6 separate regions of the Homo sapiens genome follow, and regions 2, 3, 4, 5 and 6 are each linked to region 1. A link is a contact called in ENCODE Hi-C or POLR2A ChIA-PET data. All regions are on one chromosome and are shown on one strand. The core of a region is the stretch at or near the end of the contact, and the rest is flanking DNA. Distances in the headings are between cores, read along the strand shown.

What was found. A loop is a pair of places that touch in the nucleus more often than their neighbours do. ChIA-PET counts read pairs that join two places held with the same protein, here RNA polymerase II (POLR2A). Pooled maps may share reads with other maps.
Region 2: a loop to region 1 is called in a map of Caco-2, with 3 times the contacts of the local background. The contact joins the promoter of APELA here to the promoter of TMEM192 in region 1. A Hi-C loop is called at or near these places in 1 of 168 maps with a recorded cell type or tissue (Caco-2), 7 of 37 single-sample maps with no recorded cell type and 5 of 50 pooled maps. POLR2A ChIA-PET finds 5 or more read pairs at or near these places in 2 of 52 experiments (Caco-2 and activated CD4-positive, alpha-beta T cell).
Region 3: a loop to region 1 is called in a pooled map, with 4 times the contacts of the local background. The contact joins the enhancer-like site here to the promoter of TMEM192 in region 1. A Hi-C loop is called at or near these places in 1 of 168 maps with a recorded cell type or tissue (gastrocnemius medialis), 1 of 37 single-sample maps with no recorded cell type and 8 of 50 pooled maps. POLR2A ChIA-PET finds 5 or more read pairs at or near these places in 7 of 52 experiments (BJ, Caco-2, GM12878 and 4 more).
Region 4: a map of B cell shows a loop between it and region 1 (11-fold over the local background). The contact joins the promoter of FAM218A here to the promoter of TMEM192 in region 1. A Hi-C loop is called at or near these places in 8 of 168 maps with a recorded cell type or tissue (B cell, CD4-positive, alpha-beta T cell, CD4-positive, alpha-beta memory T cell and 4 more), 15 of 37 single-sample maps with no recorded cell type and 21 of 50 pooled maps. POLR2A ChIA-PET finds 5 or more read pairs at or near these places in 3 of 52 experiments (MCF 10A, activated T-cell and activated naive CD4-positive, alpha-beta T cell).
Region 5: a loop to region 1 is called in a map of naive thymus-derived CD4-positive, alpha-beta T cell, with 2.4 times the contacts of the local background. The contact joins the enhancer-like site here to the promoter of TMEM192 in region 1. A Hi-C loop is called at or near these places in 2 of 168 maps with a recorded cell type or tissue (both naive thymus-derived CD4-positive, alpha-beta T cell) and 8 of 50 pooled maps. POLR2A ChIA-PET finds 5 or more read pairs at or near these places in 5 of 52 experiments (GM10248, MCF 10A, activated T-cell and 2 more).
Region 6: a map of OCI-LY7 shows a loop between it and region 1 (3-fold over the local background). The contact joins the promoter of TRIM61 here to the promoter of TMEM192 in region 1. A Hi-C loop is called at or near these places in 1 of 168 maps with a recorded cell type or tissue (OCI-LY7), 3 of 37 single-sample maps with no recorded cell type and 10 of 50 pooled maps. POLR2A ChIA-PET finds 5 or more read pairs at or near these places in 4 of 52 experiments (AG04449, OCI-LY7, activated T-cell and 1 more).

Annotation. Positions count from the first base shown.
Region 1 is chr4:165,111,610-165,114,992 of GRCh38, reverse strand. TMEM192 (transmembrane protein 192) reads left to right here and starts at 2,133. Exons shown (of 6, transcript NM_001100389.2): 1 at 2,133-2,246. The coding sequence starts at 2,220. RefSeq lists enhancers at 1,778-1,837, 2,618-2,857 and silencers at 1,961-2,159, 2,328-2,587.
Region 2 is chr4:164,875,532-164,878,914 of GRCh38, reverse strand. It overlaps APELA (apelin receptor early endogenous ligand), which reads right to left and starts at 1,737. Exons shown (of 3, transcript NM_001297550.2): 1 at 1,508-1,737. The coding sequence starts at 1,583.
Region 3 is chr4:165,300,282-165,303,664 of GRCh38, reverse strand. The region is part of intron 8 of KLHL2 (kelch like family member 2); the gene reads right to left. Among named protein-coding and RNA genes, the nearest start is that of GK3, 22 kb to the right of the region's middle. Within about 2 kb of position 1,539, at least 2 of the 41 ENCODE cell types and tissues checked have a DNase peak (open chromatin) inside an H3K27ac peak, as active enhancers do; they include GM12878, where a contact is called at or near this core.
Region 4 is chr4:164,955,169-164,958,551 of GRCh38, reverse strand. It overlaps FAM218A (family with sequence similarity 218 member A), which reads right to left and starts at 1,604. Exons shown (of 1, transcript NR_160935.1): 1 at 1-1,604. It also overlaps a transcript of TRIM61 not described here. RefSeq lists enhancers at 1,345-1,504, 1,805-1,854.
Region 5 is chr4:165,253,668-165,257,050 of GRCh38, reverse strand. The region is part of intron 4 of KLHL2 (kelch like family member 2); the gene reads right to left. Among named protein-coding and RNA genes, the nearest start is that of GK3, 24 kb to the left of the region's middle. Within about 2 kb of position 1,475, at least 6 of the 41 ENCODE cell types and tissues checked have a DNase peak (open chromatin) inside an H3K27ac peak, as active enhancers do.
Region 6 is chr4:164,975,780-164,979,162 of GRCh38, reverse strand. It overlaps TRIM61 (tripartite motif containing 61), which reads left to right and starts at 1,506. Exons shown (of 3, transcript NM_001414904.1): 1 at 1,506-1,632; 2 at 2,338-2,475. RefSeq lists enhancers at 1,228-1,287, 1,318-1,397.

The DNA of each region.
Region 1 (3,383 bases), core at 884-3,383:
CAGCAGCTGGGCCAGGCACAGTGGTGTATGCCTGTTATCCAAGCTACTTGGGAGGCTGAGGTGGGAGGATTGCTTGAACTCAGGAGTGTGAATCCAGCCTGGGCAACATAGCAAGACTCCATCTCAAAAACAAAACAAAACAAAATAAAACAAAAAAAGCAGCTAAAAAAGACATTTTGGAAACAACTTAGAAAATTTTTGCCATAGATTGGTTATTAGTAAACATGGAATTACTATTAGTTGTGTGTAATATTGATATTGTGGTTATGAAAGAAAATATAAAATATCCTTATTTTAGGCAACAAAGTATCTAGGAATGAAGCTTCATATTGTCTTCAATTTACTTTCAAGTAGTTCAGTTAAAAAATGGCCAGGCACGGTGGCTCACACCTGTAATCCCAGCACTTTGGGAGGCCAAGGCAGGCGGATCACAAGGTCAGGAGATCGAGACCATCCTGGCTAACACAGTGAAACCCCGTCTCTACTAAAAATACAAAAATTAGCTGGGTGTGGTGGCGGGCGCCTGTAGTCCCAGACCCTGGGGAGCCTGAGGCAGGAGAATGGCGTGAACCCGGGACGCGGAGCTTGCAGTGAGCCGAGATCGCGCCACTGCACTCCATCCAGCCTGGCGACAGAGCGGGACTCCATCTCAAAAAAAAAAAAAAAAAAAAAAGTATGTGAACACACACACCCACACACAGAGCAACCAAGACAAAAAATGAACAACTAATGAATCAAGTGTGAGGGGTACATGGATGTTCATTGTATTAATCTTTCAACATTTCTGTAGGCTTGAAAATTTTCAAAATAAAATGCAGAGAAGAAAATTTGCACGTCTAGAAAAGGCTTGTGATAAATAATTCATAGAATCTCAGGATTATGAGACCAGCCTGGGCAACATAGTGAGACCTTGTCTCTACGAGAAAAAAAAGAAAAAGAAAAAAGAAGATCACGTGGAGTCTTACACCATCTCTTCCTTCACTAACATTTGCGTAGTTTTATCTCACACATCCTAAACTGGATCACACTATACTCAATGTACAAATAAGCATTAGAATGTATGAAAGTGGGCAAGACGCGGTGGCTAAACTTGTAATCCCAGCACTTTGGGAGGCCGAGGCGGGCGAGTCACCTGACCTCAGGAGTTCCAGACCAGCCTGACCAACATGGCTAAACCCTGTCTCTACTAAAATACAAAAATAGCCAGGCTTGGTGGCACGCGCCTGTAATCCTAGCTACTCAGGGGGCTGAGGCAGGAGAATGGCTTGAACCTGGGAGCCGAGATTGCACCACTGCATTCCAGCCTGGGCGACAGAGCGAGACTCCGTCTCCGCCGCCCCACCAAAAAAATGTATGAGTGTATATATTCTAACTGATATCAAAGTTCTCTCCGGGAGCTGGTAACAGAAAATTTCTTTCCTTGTTTGCTTACATTTTTACAATCATGAGCTTTTTAGAAAATGTCATTGAAGTTTTTTCTCTTTTTGAAATTCAATTTTAAAAGAAACAAGGGCCCAGTGGCTCACGCCTGTAATCTCAGTACTTTGAGAGGCTGAGGTGGGAGAACTGGCCAGGAGGCCAAGAATTCGAGGCTGCAGTGAGCCGAGGTCGTGCTAGGGCACTCCAGCGTGGGCGACAGAGCGAGACTCTGTCTTAATAAACGAACGCCGTAAGCATTCCGAACTGCTTTGTTTCCCATTGGAGAAATCTGTAAATATGTCATGGAAATTGGAATCTTTATTCTGCTCCTGTCCCTCTGCTGGCGGAGTAGGATTTTACCGCTGGTTCTACCTAGGCGTAGAGCTGTGTCTGCAAACAACCAGGCAAGACCGAAAAAAGTTAATGTTCTTAAAATATGCAAGTGGAGCCCGAAAATAGTTAAATTCTTGGACTAGGAAGGCATCCTTAAATGCTCAAGTCTCTGGGTAAGAGCGCACCGAGGGGCTGCGGCCAGAAGCCCCAGGAACCGAGGTGGTTCAGGCGGTAGCCACCGCCCACAGTCCAGGTCTTCTGGGCCGGCACACCCCTCCCACCATCTCAGCCAATCGGAGCTAAGGGGGCGGGGATCGGGCCAGCCGGAGGCGGGGCGGACGCAGGAGGGGGTGTGTCTGGGGAGGGGCCTGGCAGGTCCCAGAAGGTGGCGAGTTTCGCGGCCAGAGGCTTACAGGTCCAGGTGGAGAGGCCGGGCTGGCCAGGGCTTCGGCCTCCGGCGTCGGGAAATGGCGGCGGGGGGCAGGATGGAGGACGTGAGTGCACGGAGGCGGCGGGCGGTTGGCCCCGGAATCCGCTTTTTCTTGTGCCGGGGCGCACGGGGCGGAGACTCAGAGAGGGAAGCCACCCTTGGCGACTGCGGCCGCGGCCGAAGGGGGCGCCGCCTGTGCCCGGGGAGGCCTGGGCGCGGGGCTTTGGGAGGGCTCCAGGCGGCTGTGGGATCCGCGACACGTTGGCTCCGGGCTAATTTTCCCAGTGGAGGCTGGGGTGGGCTCCTGGGCGGTGGGCGCGCGGCCCCCGGGGGTCCCAGGCTGGCGCCCAGCCCACGTGCGGGGTACGTCTTTGATCCCGGAACTGGCAGCTTCACGTGATGCGCGCCTGGCCTGACAGCCCTTCCTCCCCGCGAGTCTCCGGGAGCCGGGCCGATGGGTTCCGCTCGGACGTCCCAGGGGCACAGGGGGCGAATCTCCCTTCCTGGTGAGGTCCCTTGCCTTGGCTCTAGAGGCTGTGGACTTGGAGTGACAACGACGCTCGGGCCGGGCGCCAGCGTCCCGCAGACCTGTCGCTATCATGGCCTGGAAACCCACACGAGAGAAAAAGTGTCATGTGTTGTTTTGAATCTAGCATGGTAGGAATACAAAGGTTTTTAAATCTTTGATAGATTCAAACCAGATTACCAAAACAAAAACAAAAACAAAAAAACAAAAAACCAGTGGCCTAGTTTACAGCGTGTATAGTACAGAATGGTAGCATAATTACAAAAATCTTATTTCTTTGCTTCAGTATCGTAAGGTGTTTTTAGGAGAAACATGTATGTATGCTGAGAGTTAACTGGATTTTCCACTGGCAAGTAATAAAATTTTTGCTCTTGAGAAATGCAAAGTTGACAGTTACTGTAAAGCACTAATTTGGGTTAATAAATTAGTAGGAATATTACTGTGATCCTATCACTGAATGAACTGCATCAGGAAAAGGAAGAGAAACATGAAACAGTTCCAGCATTACGGTAGCTTAGATTCTTGTGCAGTAACCAGTTAAATAATCTTGATGAAATAAAGACCAAACAATTTCTAATGAAACTAAAATTTTCTATTTTTTCCAGTTGAGAAAATGGAAAATTAACTGTAAGACCTGTAAGTAGATTTGAGACTCATATATATTTAAAGCAAAAT
Region 2 (3,383 bases), core at 488-2,987, 240 kb after region 1:
GGAAAAAGAGAGAAGTATTAGGAGCATTTTTCAGAGGCTTAATTGTTGTTTAATCTAGACAATGCAAACATATTTTGGAGCCAAACTAGATTGTGGTTATTTGCCATTTGTTCAAATGTGATTATAAAATTAAAAACCAATGTGATGCATATACACAAGGGGTGTTCCTAACAGTTAATGTTAATAGCAAGATCTTCTTTTACTCCTATTTTTTTAACTCCATCGTTGAGCAACATAGCAACATCTTAATAGTAATATCCTCCTCCTTTTGAATGATTTTTTCCTAAATGCTCCTAGACCTTTTATTTTATGTAGTAAATTAATCACAAATATTTTGTAAGAACATTGTCAAAGCTACTGTGTATTTCTGAAAAGTATAAATGGTTTGAATAGTGACTGCTGTAAACAATGAGAAGGGATCAAGCTGCTTTCTCAGAGTTGCTGAATTGGAACTTTTTTCTTACTTATGTAAAAGCACAGACCAGGGGACATCATTCGAAATAAACTCACAGTGATCAAACTTCTAATTCACTAAAAAGCAAAGTCTGAATTTTTAACAAGTGATGCATCGTTTTCTGTTCTAACTGAAGAAGTATATTATCAAGTGAATAATTTAACATATTTGGATGTAAATATTACCACCTTTTTATTTAAAGTTGGGTTTGTGGTTCAGAAAACTTTAACTTTCTAATTTCTTTCTTTCTTTCTTTCTTTCTTTTTTCTGTTTCTTTCTTTCTTTCTTTCTCTCTTCTTTTCTCTCTTTTCTTTCTTTTTTTTTTCAAACTTACTGGTTCTTTGAAATCTTAGCTGTTTGGTTTTGAAGTAAAAGTACATTAGAATACTTTTGTGTACTAAATTTCTGTTGGTTAAGTACAATATACTTGATATCATCTTTGAAAACATGTCAAGTAAATTAATATTATGTATCTTTATCATACATATTTTTGATGCTTTTTAGCTGTATAAGCATAATAATAAAAACTGCACTTATTTGTTTTAAGTGACATGCCTAGTTACATAATTAGAAATGACAGCTATTGACCTGTTTTAAGATTTAATCTGCATTTTGTTGCATTATGCTTTTTGTATGTTAATTCAGCCCCTACTCTGGGCAGCAACATACTTTTTAAATAAACTGCTTTGGAGTTTGCATTTTACCTAAAAATCTATACATTTATTTACCTTTATAATGAATAGACGAACACTTCTGTTTCATTTTACTTGTAAAGACAACATAATCTGCAATAGCTTAGAGATCTATTTTCTTGGCATTTAGGAAAAATAGTGGTAAAATACTTATCATTTCAAAGTCCAGATGTTTTTAAAATATTGAAATAATAGACCCAACAGGATAGATAGCATACTTTCAAAATCCTACACATTTATCCCCAATACTACTAACTGCAAGCACACCTAAGTGGTTTTCAGATAAACACAATCATGCTCAGAGACCCAGGGATGCAAACAGGCAAAACAAGTTACTTGTACAAATGTATCAAAGGCCTACCTGGTCTCTGTCCGCTGATAAGGAGAAGACTCATAATAAAAATAAAAAATGCAAAAAGGAATTGCTGAAATCTCATTTTCCTACCGCACAAAAGTAGAGCAATGACTCTCAATGTAAACCAAACGATCTGTAAATAGTCTGTGCAATATCTGTGTGGCTGTCTTCACATTCTAGTGACAAACCTCAGAGAACTGCCAGCTGTGTTTTGCAGGAAGGTTAATGATCACATTAGACAAAGTTGCCGGTGCTCTGTGCTGTGGTCAGAGCCTCCCTCAGCCTCAAACCCCTCCTCCACTCCTCTTCTCCTTTCTCCTCGGCCACTCCCCTTTATTTCCATAAGCAAATATTGGTGAAATAAACCATTCAAGCATGCTATAACTTTAGTGGAAGTGTACTCCAAAAGCTCCAAGAAGAGAATGACTTAAATTCAATCTGGATATGAAGAAATACGTAAAACAAGACGTGACACTGCCTCCTCCCCTTACCATTTGCATCTGTTTAAACTTTGCCCATATTGGTCCCACATGCAGAAACCAGTGGAAATGACAGGAAGTCTCTCTTTTGTCTTTTTCAGAAGGAATTCTGAAGCTCTAACATAAGAGTCCCAAATGCTTTGTGGCAGAACATGTGCTGAAATGCTTTATCTTTACCAAACTTACTGCAAAGTAGTGCCTGTTTACACGAACTCTCCAAATTGCCTAATTCACTGGGTTTGTAACAGTAAAGATTTTTGGAATTTAGAATGTTTTGAAATAAATCTGCAAAACATATACATTTATATTAATATTTTGTAAAGTGCAGTTTTAAAAGTAACAGATTATTTTCATCTGCAAATGTCCAGGATTTTAAAAAAGGAAGTTCAGGCAAGCCACAAACTCATGAAATCTGTGTTCGGTTAAAAATTTATATGTGGTGGAATACCAGGCTAACATACCACAGTCACAGAAATTGGAGATGGAGAAAACAAGTCTTAGTTCATCTCCCAGTGAATTCAGAAAACACAAAAACAGTCTAGCCTTGTCTTTTACACACATGCACCAAGATCTCTTTTTGTTTCAAGTGCTCCCTTATATATCAGATACAGCTGTTATAAATGGAAATGACTATACTTATTATGTAAGTATAATAAATTCCATTTATAACATCCATATCGAACATATTTTAGGTAAAATGCAAAATGCCAAAAGAATAGTATAGGTATGCCTTGAAACACAAGTACAGCCAAAGTACTAGCTCTAAAGCATGTGTAATTTGTTTTGAACCATTAGGAATTTTGTTGTATTTGGCTTCTTTAGACTCAGGTAGTTGGTACATAACCTTGGGGCTTCCTGAGGTTTGAATTTAATGCACAATTTGTCTTGATTTTATAAGTCAATCTGTAAATTTCCCTGCCTGTCTAGTTAGGCATGAAGTTTATAATAGGCGATGGCATACAAAAATTCTTAAATTCACTTTATTGAAGTCTTGAGAATATATTGACCTGTTTGGGGACTGCAAGCATAGTGTTAAAGGGTCCTACTTTACCATGCTGTCCATTGCTTCATAAAATCAATGGAATACAATAGAGTTTGAACTCATGATATACAAGTGACTTAAGAATGGCAAAGAGTTTATTCAGATTTTTAAATCCCTCCCCATTTCCCGCCCCAGTCTTCTTAGTACAGCATTCAGGAAAACAGCATGCTAACAAAGTTGAATGTTAAATCAATAAGAGATCAATATAGATTTTGGCACTATATTTTCAGGCCAAGTTTTAAGTCTATTCAAAGGTTTAGTAGTGAGTCTTTATAGATAAGATAGAGACCTACCACAGAGAGCAAATATTGACTAAAATTTTTATATTTCATTACCAGGTGATCAACAATGAATTCCTAGA
Region 3 (3,383 bases), core at 290-2,789, 190 kb before region 1:
CTTGAACCTGGGAGGCAGAGGTTGCAGTGAGCTGAGACTGCACTAATGCACTCCAGCCTGGGCGAAAGAGCGACACTCTATCTCAAAAAATAAATAAATAAAATAAACATAATTAATAAAGAAAATATACAATACCCTCACCTCTGACCACCCAAAAACGGCGGGGGGGGCAAGGTTGTAAAAATTACAGAATTGGGATGCATGTTAAGATAAACCTTGTATTTAGGGTTCTGTTCAAAACTTCAAAACTGCCCAAGAGACAATAGTTGAAAGAGTCTTAGATGATATATCTGATGAAGACCAATTTTTCTAAAATTTCAGAAGGGAACATTTTTTAAATTTTTTGATAAATAACACTGAGTTATAGATTTCATAATCCTCAAAGTTTGAATATAAGATTTCTATTTCCACGCAATAGTTCACTTTTACACATTAAAATGAAGATGAAAAGGAAAACTGTGCTATTACATACAGAGAACAGTAGTAATATTTGTCCTTTACTCACCCAAGAGAGGGAAAATGGGGTAACGATTTGGGTCTCCAGGAATCAGGGATAAAGGAGACAAGGAGAACGTGCAATGGGGGGACAGGAAGGCAGGAATATTTATATAAAACCAAGAGACTGTGTCATAAACCATTGTGTGGCTACCAAAAGAGTTGCTCATAATGCTGACATCCCAGTTATCTGTAAAAGACACAGGTATTTGAGAAACACCATACTAATTATGCTATGAAGGAACAAGAAAAGAAGACCTTTTGTAAGGAAAAGTTAAAAGTAACATATTTGAAGAGGGCAAGGGGTAGGAGGTTAAGCAAATTCACTAATCATCCTGAAATGTACGTCAATTAAACTTTGTTCCTTTTATTTTACCTATTAAATAAATATTAGTTGAAAATTAACTCCTGAAAAATCAAGATTCTAACTGAAAACTTCAATAAATATACTGGGTAAAAATATTTTTAAAATATAATATATACCCAGAAATATGACAGCCCTTATAAAAATACAGATTCCAAAGAGAAAAGCTAACAAAATACAAAAGAAGCAAAACACACACAATTTTTATTATGATGTGCAAATCCAAGGATACCTTATACAATCTGTTTATTGAGAAGCCAAAACTAATGTCTGAGATATGAAAAGAATCATTCATGCAAATTAAAAATCAGAGTGTAATATAAAAAGTACTAATTCACTCTCATGGTAAAATATTATCAAAACCTTGTAATTTCTTCAGCACGACTACCACATTTTGTTCAATTTGACTCATTATTACGATGATAAAAGGCATCATTACTATGAAATAATAAGCATAAGAAATTAATCTTTGCTTCATTCTTACCCAACTCCTTAGACTTAATCTGAACATAACAACTCTAAAATGACAAATGGTGGTGTTGGAAAATTGTTCATCACCAGCACCTTTTCGAAAATATGTGTGGATAAACAAACACACTGAGAAGGGATCATACAAGTAAACATGCAAAGTCAAAGCAACAGGGCTGCTCACTGCTATCCAGCAAGTCTGCTGCCCCACCCACCACCCTGATAGAGCAGAATGAAAGAGAACCTCCAGGGACCCACATACCCAGCACAAAATAACAGCTAGAGAACTGAGAAATCTAAAAGTATAACACAGCTATAGGAGTCCTACTCCAAAACCACAACCAGAGAAGTCCAGGAACAATGTAAACACAACACCACAAAAGAGAAAGTAAGTACTTGATAGGCTTTTACCGAGAACTCTAGGTTTCAAAAATGACATGTTTATTCCAGAAATCAAAAATGAATTCACTTTCACTCTAAAGGTCTCTGCAGCATAGCTAAATATAGGAAAGTCTGAAGATGCTAGAGGAAGGAATATACAAGAAGAAATTCTTTTTTACAAATATGAAGTATTTAAAAAGTATTAAAGATATAGCACATTATTTAGAAGGAAGTTGGAAAGACTTACATAAAATAATAAAATAAAATAAATGGCAACCTTAAACTCACTGCCAAGACTGAACAATTTTTATAAATGGATTATTTTGTAAGAACAAAAACTGACACCAAATAAGATGGACAAATATGAATTAATGAAGACTTAAAAGATGGGTACTTATAAAAGCAGGTGTAAGGGTATTTGAAAAATGTAAACACATATAAAATCAGCAGACCTGGCATGAATACTGAGGTATTAAGGGAACTAGCTAATGTACTTACTGAGCCACTTACAATTATTTCTGAAAAATCTCAGAGAACTGAGGATAGATCAGAAAATTTAAAGAAAGCAAATACCAAATTTTCAAACCAGGATAGGAAGTGAATACCTTGTAAATACACTTTGTTAAGTGATGATAATTCTGAGTAAAAATTTAGAAGATTTTGAGAAAAGCATTTGAACTTCTAGGGGCCAATAAAATACCATGCAGAAGAATGTTTAAAAAGTCATGCCAAATTTGAATCCATTTGATCCTCAACCTCATCAGATGTTATATGCCAAACTACTTATTTTGGCTTAGATAATAATCATATAGAATGAAACTTTCCACAAATAGACTGTGTCAGTGGCTGGCTACTTCTAACAAGGTGCCACCAAGAGAGTTTTGAGATCAATTCTAAATTAAAATATTTGCTAACGATCTAGAAAAATAAGTCAACAGCATCCTGGCAAATCTGCAGTTAGTTATAAATTGAGAACTGTTGTTAGTAATAGGCAAAACAGAAAAACAATACCAATATAGATTTGCAGCAATTAAAAATGTAGACTCCAAAGTAAAACTTAGAAAAATATTAAAGTATTAAAGTGAAAGAATTTAAAAAACAATTCAATGGAAAGGACAGAGTAATAACTGAAGATGATATAAGAAAACGAGAGAACAGATTCTTATTTCTTAATCCAGCATTGCCCGAAACATATACAAGAGTTAAAAATAAATACATAAATAAAGTCTTTATATTATGAGTCATTCTGATTAGACCACGCACAAAATGGTGCTTAAAGTATTGGTCGTACTATAAAGATGTAAACAGAGCAGAAGGAATTGCCAACAGAGACAGAAATGAGGGGTTATTTCATAAGAAAAATTGAATTGGTAAAATATGAATGGCCACAGCTAAAAAGACCAAGGTAGAATATAAACATTCACATAGGAAAATATGAACACGAGACACACGGGAAGACATGGGAATGTATGCTGAAATGGCTACATATGATGTGCAGGGAACCATCAAATGGTATACAGCAGGGAACAGCAATGAGATGAACTGAACAAGCTATTTTTATCATCTGTAGTTCTAATGTGTAATTCTGTGAAACTACTGGGTTTTCAGTTATTAAACAAACACCTAGCTTACAAAATAATTCTTTTTTTTTTTTTTTCTTTTTTTGAGACAGAGC
Region 4 (3,383 bases), core at 355-2,854, 160 kb after region 1:
CTTGTAAGTGGCAGACAATTCAGAATTGAAGAGCTCCTCTCCTAAATAATACAAAATAGCTTTCAAATAATTCATCCTTCATAATCTATTACTGTACAGGTTATAAGAGGTTAGAAATCATACCCAGTGTGAAACACAGCCTAAGTAGTTTCATAAAAATATCACTTGAAGAAAAGATTTCAGACCTGGCATTCAAGTCATAAGATTAAACCTCATCCCCTTCATTGTCCAGAACAAATCCTAACATTACTGGGTCTTACTTTTAATAGAACGATTGCCACTCTATGTAGTGTAATTACTTTGGCAAAGTTATTACATTTCTATAGCTGAAAACTAAAGCATGAATCCTATTGTGATGGCGTCTTTTTCCATCTCCTGGGAAGACAATTCTAACAAACAACTCTATTATATCTATCCAGTTTGATTTTGTCCTCTTTCTCTTCCTCCTGGTAATAACAGCCTTAATCTTTTTTGGATCATGAGTTTTTGTGGTGTCTTTCCAAATCGCACTGTATTCTATCTTTAGAGATACAAGATTATGACTTGCTGTTTCAGAATCTAGAGTCAGATCTATGTAAAATGAATTAAGAATGTTTTGTCGACCATAATGTTGTGGCAGAAGTCTAGAATCATCATCCCTTGTTAAAATGGAAAAGCTCATAAAGTTTTTGTCTTAATACCTGTTATTGATACATACCCTTATATCAGTTACTAATTATTTGAGTGAATAGTTTACTCTGCTATCTCACTTATTAGAGCTTTAAATAAGAAAATATGGTCTGAAAGTTTTGTTTTCATCTAGTGTGCGTATCATATCCTATTCTTTATATTTTCAGGTTTTCAGAACTGCATCTTATTCATTTTCCGAATAAAGCACAAAGTGCTCAAAATCAGAGTTTAATCTCTTCCTCTAATATTCGACTATCTTCGGTAGCATTCATGTATTTTTAGTTAACATAACGATTGGTTTAGTTTTGGCTTATTTAAAGCATTTTACACTTGCTGTTTCAGATGTCAGATGTCCCCTGTGAGCTTCTTCCTTGAGGCAGCCTGCTCTATAGGACAGGTGAGCCCAGCGGGAGCCAGCCCACTGCAGACCCAAACCCTCTAGTCCTTGTCACAAAAAGAGGCTGGGACCTGATGGTGGTTCTCTTCCTGACTTTTCCTGGTGGTCCTTCTGACTTGGAGTGGCCTGGCAATTTCGGTGGCGTGACAGCCGGAATGCTGCCACTAAAATTCCTCTCTGGGCACCATGAGCGGCTGACAGGGCACGCGGAGAAAACGATTCGCTTCTCCCAGGATTGGTGGAGCGACCGCTGTTGGACGAATGTGGTCGTCCCTGGATGTCTGAGCAAAGAGACACTGCCATGGCGGCCGCCGGTCAGCGTATAAGGTCTGTTAGGGAGACCCGAAGCCCTGCACCAGGAACGCAGTTTGGCTCGCCCAGCCCACCCTGCAGGGCTGGCTCTCCAGGCGCTGGGTCCGGGGAGAAGAGGACAGCTGCCCCGCCGCACCGCGCATCCTTCCATCCACTGTGGTACATGGCGCTGCCCCGGTCTCCAACGTCGCGCCACACCTTCACGGTCTCACCCGGAAGTCGAAGCCCAGAGACGGTGCCGGCCGCACCCAATCACTGCTCTGCCGCTCCGACTTCCGCTACGGACTCGCCCAGCCTCCTGGGAGAAACGCTGCAGTGCTTGGGGTGCTGAAGCCCCTTGAGAGCCTTGTGTTCTGTGAGAAAGTTGCATTCTGAAGGAACCTCAGCTGTTTGCTTTGCTCTTCTGCCACCCAACCCTACCTGTGCCAGACTGAGGGCTCTCCCTGCCCCGCCTTAACAGAAGAGAATTCCAGTTGCTGTTTTAATTTATTGAATCTTATTTATAACTGGTTGGAGAAAAATATGGTTATAATTCCCACTGAACAGCTTATTAAAAGTTACAGTAACACTATGATAATTGAGATATTGTCTTTTAGGGAATAAATAATGAAATTATAAGATGAAATATACAGATGAAATTATAAGATGTCTGGGAATTTACTCCATTGGCAGGAGAAGTTGCTGGGGTTATAAAGATTGTTAATTCAAATGATAGAAATTGGTTTCTTTTTATGTGTACGTTCTTCATAATGTTCTCTCTACTATTATGGATGTATGAAATACTCCACAATTTAAAAGCTTCCTTTTATACCCGGCATGGAAGCTCATGCCTGTAATCCCAGCACTTTGGTAGGCTGAGGTGGGCGGATCACATGAGCTCTGGAGTTTGAGACCAGCCAGGCCAACATGGTGAAACCCTGTCTGTACAAAAAATACAAAAATTAGCCGGACATGTTGGCCCGCCCCTGTGGTCCCAGCTACTCCGGAGGCTGAGGTGGGAGAATCGCTTGAACCTGGGGAGTTGAGGTTGCAGTGAGCCAGGATGGCGCCACTGCACCTCAGTCTGGACGACAGAACGAGAGCTTGTCTCAAAAAAATAAATAAACGAAAGATTTATTTCAAAAGGCTAATCATGTTTCAGCGTTATCAATGCCTCGTTCCAGAAAAGCTCATTTCTCTTACTCTTTTCTTTGAGCCGCCTCCCCGTTTTCAGTCCGCCTCAGGGCTCTCAGATTCTGTCTCCTTTGTCTTCCTCCTCACAGTTGTCCCTAATCTTAATCGATTTTCCATCCTCTACCAATTTCCTGTCTACACCCTCTTTAATCTCATAAAACTGCCAAATTAGTTTAAATCGGGATTGAGGAAAGAGCGAGACTAGGCATTGTGCTTCCATCTGGGTGTGTGTGTCTTGTGTGTGGATCCCAGGCCTGGTCTCAGATTACCTGAGTCATCTGGGGCTGGTCCCTGATATCCTCTCTTCATCCTTTTGTGGTCACATGAAGACAAGGAAAATCAACCTCAATTTCCCTTTAAGTTTTCTGTAAATATAAACACCAATAAAGACATATCTTCTGGAAAACTTGTTTTTTTTTTTTTTTTTTTTTTGAGACTGAATCTCTCTTAGTCACCCAGGCTGGACTGCAGTGGCAAGTTCGTAGCTCACTGTAGCCTCAAACTCTTGACCTCAAGCAATCTTCCTGCCTGGGCCTCCCACACTACTCGGGTTGCAGTCTTGAGCCATTGAGCTCAGCCTGGAAAAAATTTTTTAAAACATAGGATTTGGTGTGGCACAGAACTCAATATATTCCAAGAATGGTTTGTGTTTCTGATTCTTCTGTTGACTGTTTAATGGTAGATATGCTGATTATGCAGAACAGTTCAGACATAATTAGATGTAATTAGGGCAAACCAGCATGAGGCCCCTTATGAGAAGTCCAAATCTGTGATTGTCATACAACATACAAAAGAACTGTCTCATATACGATGTCAGAGTAAAGAGTGAACC
Region 5 (3,383 bases), core at 226-2,725, 140 kb before region 1:
AAGAACTTAAATGTCCAATAACAAGAGAAAAATAAAGTCAATTCTATAATATCAATGAAATTGAATATTTTTCAGCTCTTAAAAGAGATACAGTAGACAAATATTTAATGACTTGGAAAAATGTTTCTAATACATTTAGTATAAAAAGCTAGTTTCTAAAAGAATCTACAGTATGACCCCTTTTTTGGGTAAACACATGTGTACATAACAACAAACAGTATTAGAGGGCTATACCACAATTGTTAATATGTTTTATCTCTGGTTAGGTGTGATATGAACATTTCCTATTTATTTTTACATATTTGTTAAATTTTATGTATTTGTTAAGTGGTGCATTTTCTATGTACCATTTAAATGGTCAAATATTATTTAAAAGAAAGTCAGGGAGAAGCAAGTAAAGAAATTTCTTTCTGGATCTCTACAATGCTAGCAAATATAACAAGGGTTAAGGGGAGCTATATATGGACTGTGGCTTCTCCGGGAAATATTACCCACCACTCACTAGAGATTGCCTCACTTTGGCGTGTTGAAAGGCCTTTGGAGTCTGAAAGGCCTTTGATCATCAAGCCAGTGTTTTGTAGAACAGTAACCAGGCTCTACACGTTACTCTTCCTGTTCGGTGAACAGCAACAGTTTTAAGTGTTTGGAGAAACATGAAGTAGAAGGACATAGCACCTGATTAAATAAATCTAACTTAAAATGTTGTCATTTTGAAAAACGGGGAAAAAAAAGCTTTTTTATTTGTACATGTTGATTTCCAACCAATGGAGACAAATAAAAGGCTGCACATTTTTTACCGTGGAGATGCTTTCTGCAATAAACAAAGAAACGGAGGGGAGAAGCCACCACTGATCAGAGAAGACACTGTAGAGCATGAGAAATGGAAGACACCCAAGCCAAACAATTAGCATCTGTGTGACACTCTCACACCAGCTGCACATTGTAAAGATGCTTTCATCCTACTTCACATTGTTTGACAAGCCAAATTACATAGAAGATGTTTCGCTTAGACAAGTATACTCCTTCTGCTTGGCTATTAGGATCTGTAGTTTATTTTCAGCTTGCATATTTATTCCATAGGGGGAAATAATTTATGTAGTATGTCTTTTAAATCCTGAGCCATTAGCAGTTTGCTTATTAGGAAGAGACTACCAAAGGGTCCGATTGCTCCACATATATATAACTTCTAAATATCTAAGAAAACATGCAAGCATGAAAAGACAGCTTTTGTTGTTGCTGTTGTTTTTGACTCAGCTAGCCATAGCTATCCTGCAAGGTGGAGCTTGGGGAGGAGTGTGGGGAGAAGGTAGGCAAGGGTGATGTGTTTAGAAGATGAAACGCTTAGTGACAAGAAAGGCAGATCTGGGTGGAGAGTCATGGTTGGATGCACATAGCAGAGGGCTGGGTTTTGCGGCCAAGGAGTAGGGTTTTGAGATGTAGAAGTATGAATAAGGAGATGGCAGAGTGCCAAGGACAAACATTTCCTATGTCAAAACTCTGCACCGGGCCAGCCCCCTACATCCCAGAAAGAGGAAGGAAACTTTCTTCCTCCTCCTTTCCTGTACCCCACATGCAACCTCGCCTGCCTCCTCCCAACACTCCACCCCTAGGAATAGGTATGTCCCACAGAGTTTAAAAAAAACAAAAACAACCTCCCCCTCCCCACAAAAAAACTGTCTGATTAGCTCATATTAATGGCTAATAACACAAGATCTTCCAGAATAAATCCCTTCTAGGGGTTTTTAACATTTTAAGAGAGGTTGACTCTTAAGCAGAATACAACTGCAATTGGTGGCATTTCCAATGTTATAATTAATGAAGTAGAAAAGCAAAGGTAGTATGGAGAGGAGAAATTTGGGGGCAAAGCAGCCTCAGGCAGACTGAAAGCCATCTCTCCTACACTATCCTTTTTCCAGTTGCTACTTCTACTACTTTTAACCCAAGGTTTCTCTTAAAAGTCCAACTTATTTGAGAGTGGCTCAAATGGATAATGAAGACACCACCTACCTTTCAGGGTTATTGAAAAATTAAATGTCAGTCAACGATTTAACACAATGCATGGCAATGACCATGTAGCACATCAGCTCTGACTCAGCGCTTTTTTTCTTGGATTGAACATTCTACCTCATGAGAATTGAACACCAAGATTTACTCTCTCCCGCATAAGATGATGTTTTATCCCAGATCATTCACAATATAGGTAGCTTCCTTTTTTGATCAAATATTCTCAACATAAAAGATGTAATCAGGGAAAATTTGCAAAAGAAGAAACATAGCATACAAAAATGATAAATGTATTTGATGCCTCATTAGTTATCAAGCGAATATAGAACCATGAGAGTGCATTTTATAACTACAATACAAAATGTTTTTACTTTTCTTTCTAGCACCTCCCAATTCAAACAACAAAATGTTTCCAGACAATATATATTCAAACTAAAGTACAGTAAGCCTTGGCCCTTAGCATATCTTTGCTGTCACTGTAAACTAATCAACTGTCTTAGAAAACAAATAAGGAACATTGATCAATAGATACCAAAAAATATAAACGTTTAAAACATTTGACCCTAAAATTATGTTTCTGAAAATCTACCTTGAGAAAAAAGTCCAAAAAATGGAATAAGATACGTAAATGACTTTTACTTTAGCATTACTTAGTAGAAAAAAAACCAGAACCAACTAAAGATCTAACAATATGGCAACAATTAAGTAAAATATGATAAATCCACATGATGAAATGTTATAATCAGTAATAATAAAGACTAATAATGGCTTTAAAAATAACTAACATTTCTAAAGTATTTGCTATAACAAACAATCCTATTATAAAATTAAATGGACTTGGCACACAGCTTTAACCTATCATCATATTAGAACAACTTAATGGACAACAAGCTCCTCTGATCTCAGGAAACTTAAATAATAAAACAATGTTGACACAAACAGAACGAACTACTGAACACTTCCACACCAAGTATTTTTAACACATAGTGGACAGAGTAAAGAAAGTGTTCTACTGGCTTTTTTAATGACAGCTTGGCTCCTGCCCTTGCATCCTTCACTCCTACAGCTTGCAGCACTGGATCTGGATCTGGATCCCATCCCGTCTCTAGTCAGAGGAGACACATATCCATTAACATGCTAAACTGTAATAAACCCTTACAATGCAATACTCATCAATAAACAGGGACGACTACTGAAATACACAACAGCATAGATGACTCTCACAAATATGTTATGAGGAAGAAGTCAGCCTTAAAAGAAATACATTCTGTATGATTCTATTTATATGAAGTTCAAGAACAGGGAAAACTAACCTATTATAATAGAAATCACATCAATGGTTGCCTGGAAAGGGAGTGGGAGATTTATTGGGAAGAGAC
Region 6 (3,383 bases), core at 257-2,756, 140 kb after region 1:
GCCTAAAGGGCCTTGCAGCATTCATTCTCGCCTATCTCATCAGCCTCACAAAGCCATTTTCCATATTTTATACTTCTTGCAATTTCCCACGTTGTAGTGCCAACCAAATGACCTCTTTCAGTTCCTTTTGTACCAAGTTTTTAAAAATTATCATCTCTAGGCAGGGCGCGGTGGCTCACGCCTGTACTCCTAGCACTTTGGGAGGCCGAGGCGGGCGGATCACGAGGTCAGGAAATCGACACCATCCTGGCTAACACGGTGAAACCCCGTCTCCACTAAAAATACAAAAAATTAGCTGGGCGTGGTGGCAGGCACCTGTAGTCCCAGCTACTCTGGAGGCTGAGGCAGGAGAATGGCGTGAACCCGGGAGGCGGAGCTTGCAGTGAGCCGAGATCACGCAACTGCACTCCAGCCTGGGCCACAGAGCGAGACTCCGTCTCAAAAAAAAAATAAAAATAAAAATAAAATTATCATTTCTGGCTGGGTGAGGTGGCTCACGCCTGTAATCCTGGCACTTTTGGGAGGCCGAGGCGGGCGGATTGCCTGATCTCAGGAGTTCGAATCCAGCCTGGGCAACACGATGAAACCCCGTCTCTACTAAAAATACAACAACAAAAAATTAGCCAGGCGTGGCGGCGTGCGCCTATAGACCCAGCTACTCGGGAGACAGAGGCAGGAGAATTGCTTGAAACTGGGAGGCAGAGGTTGCAGAGAGCCAAGATCGCGCCACTGCACTCCAGCCTGGGCGAAAGAGAGATTCCGTCTCTTATTAAAAGAAAAAAAAATCATTTCTAAAATATTTTGTAGACGCAGGGTCTGGCAATGTTACCTAGGCTTGTCCTGAACTCCTGGCCTCAAGCGATCCTCCCACCTCTGCCTCTGAAAGTGCTTGGATTACAGGTGTGAGCCACTATGCCCGGCCTGTACTAAATTCTTTAAAGTTGAGAGGCTCCACATTGGCTCTTCTTCCAGCCTTGAAGACTTTGACCGTGGAATTGATCCAACGAATGCCTCTTCATCCCTCAAATTCCGCCTGAAATGTCACTTCCTCAGGTAAACCTGAGTTCATAGGGTAGGGCACAATCCCACAGGGTGGGAGAGATCCACCCACTCACCCACTGAGATGCAAACTAATCCAAAGGGGCTTCTATTCCTCTTTCAAGCATAGGGAGTGCTCAACGACTCCACCCTGCGACCCCAGGCTACGGGAAGCAGTTGACCCTGCAAAGCTCTCCACTCCCTCACCATCTGGGAGGGGACGCTGTGCTGGTGAAGCTTTTAAAACCAACTTGCAGACTTACTTGGACCCTCAAGTTTACTCATATACATAAAAAGTGATAAGAATCCGAAAAGACAGCCAGGGGAATTAAATGCCAGTTGGGGCCAACGGGGCCCTGATCACGGAAGAGGGCGCCCCCAGCTCTCAATCTTCACACAATCCCTGCACCCAGGGTCACAGAGCATGCGCAGGTCCTTCCCGCCCACTTCCGGGGCAACTGCCAACCACCGCGCAGGCTGAGCCCCAGGCAGGAAGCAGCCCACTTGGTGGGGTTGGGGTATGAGTCCTTCCTCGCGGGGGCTCGGTGGGTCCTGAGTATTCTTTGGCCGGATTTGCTGATCCGTCTGCTCCAGGTGAGCTGGGAAGGCCGCAGGAAAGGCCCAGAAGGGCCTCGCCAGGAGGCTTAACTGGACAGGGGCTTCTTGAACATTCTCTGTGCCTAAACCTCCGGGTCGCTGCCTGCCCACGACTGGATCTCCTTAGTGTCTGGCGTAGCTCTTGTGAAAAATTCAGGATTGTAGAGTTAGAATGGGGGTGTTGAGCCTGTATCAATTAAGCTTTAAATGTTATGATCTGAATTAGGGTTTATGAAGTGGCTATGTTATCTTCAAAGAGTTAATGTACGTGTTTGGGAGTGGGGGTTGGGGAGTTAAGGGAGCGAAGTGGTAGCTGCCAGTTGAGAACCCACCAGCCTACGTCGTCTGCACCCTCGACCTATGTAAGCATCCTGTAATCCTCACAAGGGTCTTACAGGTACGAATTATCATTTCAACTTTGTAGATGAGGCGCTTTAGGTGCAGGCATGTTAAGAATCAGCCAGTATGATGATGGTTGAAACTGAGAGCTTGGAATCTACCACAGGTTTTATTTATTCCTCAAACAAGCTAGAGACGTATTGCCACCAAGAAGCTTGCTGCCTGGTGAGGGGTTTTTACAGTTAGGTAAAGAATTGCAGAGTAGCTGTAAAATCACATAACTGTGATATGTGACATGATGGGAGCTAGGCAAAAAACTTGGACTAGATCTTAATGGATCTTTTTGCTTTGTTTTCCTTAAAGCATAGGTTCACAAAGTACAGTCCGCAGGCCAGCAGCATCATCTGGGAACTTAGGAAAAAACCAGCCCTACTGAGTCAGAAACTGGGGATGTGGCCCAGGCAATCTTTTACCAAGACCTCCAGGTGATTATAATGCAAGGTAAGATTTGAGAATTGCTTCCATAAAGTAATAAAGGACCAGTGGAATGTTTTCAGTTGAAATATGAAAGGATTCTGTTTGTATTTGAAAAGGTCAGTTTAGCTACAGACTTCAGAAATTGGAGGCACCATTGTGTATCTAGGAGAGAGACATAAGTGGTTTAAACTAGGGTGGTGACTGTGCCTACAGAGCTGTTCTGTTCACTTAATGTCCTGATTTTAAATAGTAGAGAAGACTGCTTTGGGTGTATGCTTGGGGAAAGGAGGGCACAATGATACCTGGAGTGAGTCCTCTTGTGTCCTTTATGAAGGGGTGGCCTGCCCCTCCACACCTGTGGGTATTTCTAGTCGGGTGGGACGAGAGACTGAGAAAAGAAATAAGACAGAGACAAAGTATAGAGAAACAACAGTGGGCCCAGGGGACCGGCGCTCAGCATACCAAGGACCTGCACCGGCACCGGCCTCTGAGTTCCCTCAGTTTTTATTGATTATTATTTTCATTATTTCAGCAAAAAGGAATGTAGTAGGAGAGCAGGGTTATAATAAGGAGAAGGTCAGCAACAAACATGTGAGCAATAGAATCTATGTCATAATTAAGTTCAAGGGAAAGTACTATGACTGGACGTGCACGTAAGCCAGATTTATGTTTCTCTCCACCCAAACATCTCAGCGGAGTAAAGAATAACAAGTCAGCATTACTGCAAACATGTCTCGCCTCCCACCATAGGGCGGTTTTTCTCCTATTTCAGAATTGAACAAAGGTACAATCAGGTTTTATACCAAGACATTCAGTTCCCAGGGGCAGGCAGCAGACCGTGGCCTTCCTCCATCTCAACTGCAAGAGGCTTTCCTCTTTTACTAATTCACCTCAGCACAGACCCTTTACGGGTGTCAGGCTGGGGACAGTCA